2 separate regions of the Homo sapiens genome follow, and region 2 is linked to region 1. Evidence: chromatin loops called from intact Hi-C (ENCODE). Cell type or tissue: PC-9. All regions are shown on one strand. Each heading gives the region's core, and the rest is flanking DNA. Links, peaks and the distances in the headings are about the cores only. Region 1 has its middle 23 kb from the start of CREB3L2. Region 2 overlaps TRIM24 (tripartite motif containing 24).

Region 1 (2,828 bases), core at 313-2,812:
CAGGTGGCAGAGCAAGCGCTCTATTACCGGAATAATGAATACATTATGAGCTTAATCAGTAACAGCGCAGCAAAGATTCTGCTGATCATGTTTCCATGCTTGTACTGCAATTCAAAGACCCATTGGAACAAGACAATACATGGCTTGATATCCAACACACTGAAGCTCTTCATGCAGATGAACCAAAAGCTATTTAATGACTGTACCTAACTGTTCAAAGCAGAGAAACTGAAAGAGAAGCTAAAAATGAAAGAACAGGAAGAAGCATTGGTTAAAATAGAAAATCTAACCAAAGCCAATCACCAGGTACTAAAAAAGAGAGTAACATGAAAATGTCCAGGGTGTTACTTGAATGTTTTCATAAGATAGGAATATATCTTCATCCTGAGAAGGAGGGATATCATTGGCTAAATAAATGACATATAGTGACCTGGGATTCTATTTTGTAATAGTAAGTGTTTAAACCTTTGATATTTGACAAACTTTCCAAAGTCAACTTCTAAATTAAGCTTTTTCTTTGATCTGGCTAACTCTTTTAGATATTAGGTACCCTAAAGTCCAAAAGAGACATATTTGGCTTATTTGGCATACTAAAACCATACAAAAAATATTGCCAAATATAAAATGGTGTTTAAACTTTCTTTGGGTCATATTCATATAAATATATTATTAGCATGTGTTCCAAAATTGTATAGGATTCCCATAATTCTGATATGTCCTATAATTCTGATATGTCTATATATTATCAGTAACAATTATAATTGTTATGTTAAATTGTTTTGTGCCATAAGGTGATCAGACTTTAACCACAGCTGTTCTGAGACTTTAGCCCCTCACTCGGCCTGGGCAGCCCCTCCCCTGACCCTGCCACGAGCAACCCCCTTGCTCCAGTACTCTTCAGGCCCCGGTGGCCTGGTGTTCATTTTGCAGGCCTGAGTGGCGGTGAGCAGAGTTATTTGTTAGGCTAGGGGAGAGAGGTGGCAATCCCCAAAGGAAAGGGAGCCTCAAACCCCTCTGTATGCAGTTGCCAATTGTTATTTCACTCTGATTCTTTTCATAGGCAGTTTTATAATCAGCTATAGGACTCTGAGAGTTGCCCTGGAATTTAAGTTTCTGATAACTTTGAAAATTGTGACATTAGAATAGAGGGAAAAACTTCCAAGACTGCCATAGAGAGTTAATGTGTTCATAAATGTCAAGCAGGACAGGAGTTAATTACATAGACTGAACTAATGGAAGACCAAAATAGTCTTTTTACAACTTTTTGTTTGAAACATTGCTAATTCTTTTGTTTCACAGAGTTCAGAAAACCTTTTGTCTTTTGTACTGTTTGCAGCTTTTAGCAACTGGGTAAATTACATTCTTGAGAGTAAAATTTAGAGCGTATTTCTTTCTGTCTACCTGGTTTCCTCAGAATTTGAAAACTATTTGTAAGTGTACTTAATTTATGGCAGTATAGTTGTTTGCACAAGTTCAATAAGAATCTTTTTTCTTTTGTAACAAGACACCATTGGAGACCCTGGTGATTTTACCAAGGCTTTGACTAGAGTGGCATACTTTCAGGTATAAACAGACTGCTTTAAGTAATCACAGTTGACTTATAGAGCCAATAAAAGCCCCTTGGGAAAACTGGCCTCATACCTTGTCTACACAGTCCTTGTATAGAGTTCCTCACCTGTGGTAAGTAAAGAATGTCACCTGACAGGTCCAGGAGCCCCAAATTACCTTGGGGCCTTAAGGAGAGGAATTCCCCCAACTCATATAAGTATTTGCAGGTACAGATAAATCCATGACTGGGCTCAAGTCTTTAAAAATCTAATCTGAGATTCCTTATGGAATAAAGGAATCAAACACTACCAGCAAAGTCAATTTTAGAAAGAGTCTATGTGGCAAGTAATAATTCTTGCTATACTTTATGCAAATATTCAGGCCACAGATGATAAGACTGAAATTTATTATGCAAATAAATTGGTTCTACAATGACTTGTCTTTAGTAAAAATAACTAGAGAGAAAAAAATATGTTTTAGAAAAAAAACATAGCACACCTGTTGTTAGAGTCTAGTTGTGTTCACTGTTTGTTTGTGAGTTTTTATTTTCTGCAATTTGGACTGAATCCTGAATTCCATCCAGGCTTCAAGTCCCAAATTATTGCTTGAAAATTTTTCTGACTTGGAATCAATGAAATTACTACTACATTATTCCTTGTAATATAGATGAGAAAGACATGTCAGACTACCACAGCCTTCCTCTTCTGTAACTAAAGATGCTTTGAGTCTAACATCTGAATAAATTGTGCTCAGTGTTAACCTTTGTTTTTCTTCTGTCTCCATAGAAATGACTCTTATTAATAATCTGTTTGCCTTTATCACATGTAGAGGCCTAGCCCACCTGCAATGCCACCTCCTGGATGGGACACAGATATTTAACTAAACTGATCCATTCTCAAGAACTAGACAGTGCTTATGACAATGTTCATGAGTATTCATAGCTCTTCCTGTAACCTGTTAAATACATATTTAGCCAACCTGTCATTATATCCAGTTATGATGGGCAGTGGACAACCTGTATGATAATTAAGACTAACTGCTGTGTATACATCCCAGTAAATTTGGGAAATGTCTCAGATAGCCCTGCAAGATACATACCAACAAATCAAAGCTTTGTCTGACTCCACATTGTCACTAGACCAGTGATTACTGTCCTGACTCAGGTCAGTACCATCCTGGTAGCAAAAGCTGGCTGTAACATTCGCCCTGATTTCAAGGATAGGCATATCCCTCTGTTGTGGAGTTTACTGCTGCTGCACCCTCCATATGGGAATGCGAGA
Region 2 (2,828 bases), core at 131-2,630, 480 kb after region 1:
AGTGGCACGATCTCGGCTCATTGCAACCTCTGCCTCCTGGGGTTCAAGCAGTTCTCCTGCCTCAGCCTCCTGAGTAGCTGGGACTACAGGCACATGCCACTGCACCCGGCCAATTTGTGTATTTTTAGTAGAGACGGGGTTTCCCCATATTGACCAGGCTGGTCTTGAACTCCTGACCTCAAGTGATCTGCCCACCTTGGCTTCCCAAATTGCTAGGATTACAGGTGTGAGCCACCACACCCGGCCTTCAGCTTCATTATAATTTTATGATACCACTGACATATATGCGATCCATTGTTGGCTAAAAAAATGTTAGGCAGTGGCCAGGCGTGGTGGGTCACGCCTGTAATCCCAGCACTTTGGGAGGCTGAGGTGGACAGATCACGAGGTCAGGAGATCAAGACCATCCTGGCTAACATGTTGAAAACCCATCTCTACTAAAAATACAAAAAATTAGCCGGCTGTGGTGGCACGTTGCCTGTAGTCCCAGCTACTTGGGAGGCTGAGGCAGGAGAATCACTTGAACCAGGGAGGCAGAGGTTGCAGTGAGCTGAGATCATGTCACTACACTCCAGCCTGGGAGACAGGGCAAGACTCCGTCTCAAAAAAAAAAACCAGTAGCAACAACAACAAAAAACCGTCATGCAGCTCATGATTGTATTTACTGTGTAATATGTAGTGCTTTGTTTTTCTAGTACTGAAAAAAAAGGTACATCTGGGGCTTGGGAATGAAGTTCTGGTAGAGATGTAAATTTAGGATTTACTAACATTTGGTTTCAATTTGTTCCTTATTAGGTAGAGGTATATCCATGACTCAGAATTTATTTGTAGCCTTAGAGGTCATACTTTGAGGGAGTCAATATAGATGAGATTGTGCTGGTCCTCATCTACCTGATTCAGAAAGAGCCAGCTATTGTCATCTGATTTTAGCTGGACGGTACAGGGCTTACTGCCCAGGTTTACCAGGTACCAGCCTAGGCTAGACCTGTTCTGTGCATTTACTCATGTGAAATTGTTACAACAATCCTGCCTCAGAGTTGTTCTAATGGAAGTGGAATATTGAGCACACTAACTAGAACACAGCAAGTTCTCAATAGGTTAAGTATCATGATGATTATCATGTATTACTCTTTTATAGAAGATGAAAAAGAGGCTCAAAAAGATTGATTAGGAGTTACAGAGCAATCAATGAAGAGGGCTAATCTAGGTCTTGAACAGTTTTAAAGTCCATGCTATATCTCCATTTAAATACTTACATTGTAGAGTGTGCACATGACATGTCATTAGTGGTTATGTGACCACGGGCCAGTCGTAGCACCCAGTTTCCTCATCTGTAAATTGGGGGTAACACTTAATGTTTTATAAAGAATGTCTAGAGTTCTTAGCTGTGTGAAGCTGGAGGCATAATGAAAATTACGTTTACTCCATCTTCTCTGAAATGCATTGTGACATCTTTCCAGATTTTAAGTATTAATTCTTTGCCAGTACTGTGTGTTTAGATAGATCTTCCATCTTGAGGCTTGTCTTCTCATTTTGTTCATGGTAATATTTTCACTAGCTGTAGTTCTGTAACAAAGGTGAATATATTAATCTTTCCCTTATAGCTCTTGCTTTTTGTTTCTTGCTTAAAAATTTATTCCAATAAATTTGTATTCCAAGATCACAAAGATATTCTCTTACATTTTCTTGTGAAAGTTTTATAGTTGTTAATCTACTTAAAGTAGTTTTTTTTTTAGATCAGATGAAGTAGGGATCTAATTTCATTCCCCACCCCCAATAGTTGTTGCAGCAACATGAAAAGTTCATCCCTTTTCCCACTGATTTCTAGTGAACATCTGATATATATAAAGTGTGCATTTATGTAAGCCTTAAAAAAATCACACCATTTTAATTGTTACAGCTTTATAGTAGGTTTTATTAGTTGGGAGGCGTGTCCCCTCAGCTTGTGAAAATTCTATGGAAATTTCTGTTGGGATTGTTAATAGAGGTGCTTTGAATCTATAGATATGTTTGTGGGAGCATTGGTATCTTTACCATCATGAACATGCTTTCTTCATGATTTAGATATTTTAAAATATTTTAAAATATAGCTTAATATTTTCCTGCACAATGACCTTCACAATCTTTTAAAATTTATTTCTAAGTACTTAATATATTTTTGTTGCTATTGTAAAAAAATTTTTTTTTCATTAAATGTTTGTTTGTTGTTTGTTTATACATATGAAATTGGCCTTTGGATTACTTTGTATTTGTTCTTATGCATTTCATTAAAAAATATATCTGGGAACCTTATTGCAGTCTTCCATAGTTTAAATTATATGGCATCAAGTTTATATTAGAGTTTTTTTTTTTTTTTAATACTTTAAGTTTTAGGGTACATGTGCACAACGTGCAGGTTTGTTACATATGTATACATGTGCCATGTTGGTGTGCTGCACCCGTTAACTGGTCATTTATATTAGAGTTTTAACTTGTTTGTTATTTTTATTTATTGTTTTTACCAAGCACTACGAAAGACCATTCTTTTTTGTTCAAAGGAATACTATTTGCATTTGTTAAAAGGAAATGGTGTTTTACACTCTGTGGAGATTTTAAACAAAAGGAGCATGTCTGTGTTCTACTTCCAGAAATCCTAATTTTGCAGATCTAGAGAAAACCTGAGCTCCTTGTTCTTTTGAAAATCTCCCATATGGTTCTGTACGTTTCTGTTGGAAAACCACTGCTAGAGAAGTTGCTAAACAGTAAAAGCATTTAGCCCATGATGATGTGGGGGAAGGGAGGCATTTCATTTAAAATTATGAAAAATTTATTTATCATTTAATATTTCA

Evidence for each region. Hi-C counts contacts between places; a loop is a spot of excess contacts. Peaks named below come from ENCODE experiments on the same cell type or tissue, not always from the same donor. Only the 100,000 strongest peaks of a DNase experiment are listed, where the experiment ranks them.
Region 2: it touches region 1 in a loop (7-fold over the local background); 1 of 110 quality-filtered maps calls a loop at or near these places.

Annotation. Positions count from the first base shown.
Region 1 is chr7:138,024,044-138,026,871 of GRCh38, forward strand. It overlaps the pseudogene LOC100128052. Among named protein-coding and RNA genes, the nearest start is that of CREB3L2, 23 kb to the left of the region's middle. In PC-9, for the core only: no CTCF peak of the experiment used is centred there; a DNase peak (open chromatin) is centred at 1,678; H3K27ac peaks cover 1,186 bases.
Region 2 is chr7:138,501,285-138,504,112 of GRCh38, forward strand. All of the region lies in intron 1 of TRIM24 (tripartite motif containing 24), which reads left to right. Among named protein-coding and RNA genes, the nearest start is that of TRIM24, 42 kb to the left of the region's middle. In PC-9, for the core only: no CTCF peak of the experiment used is centred there; no DNase peak of the experiment used is centred there.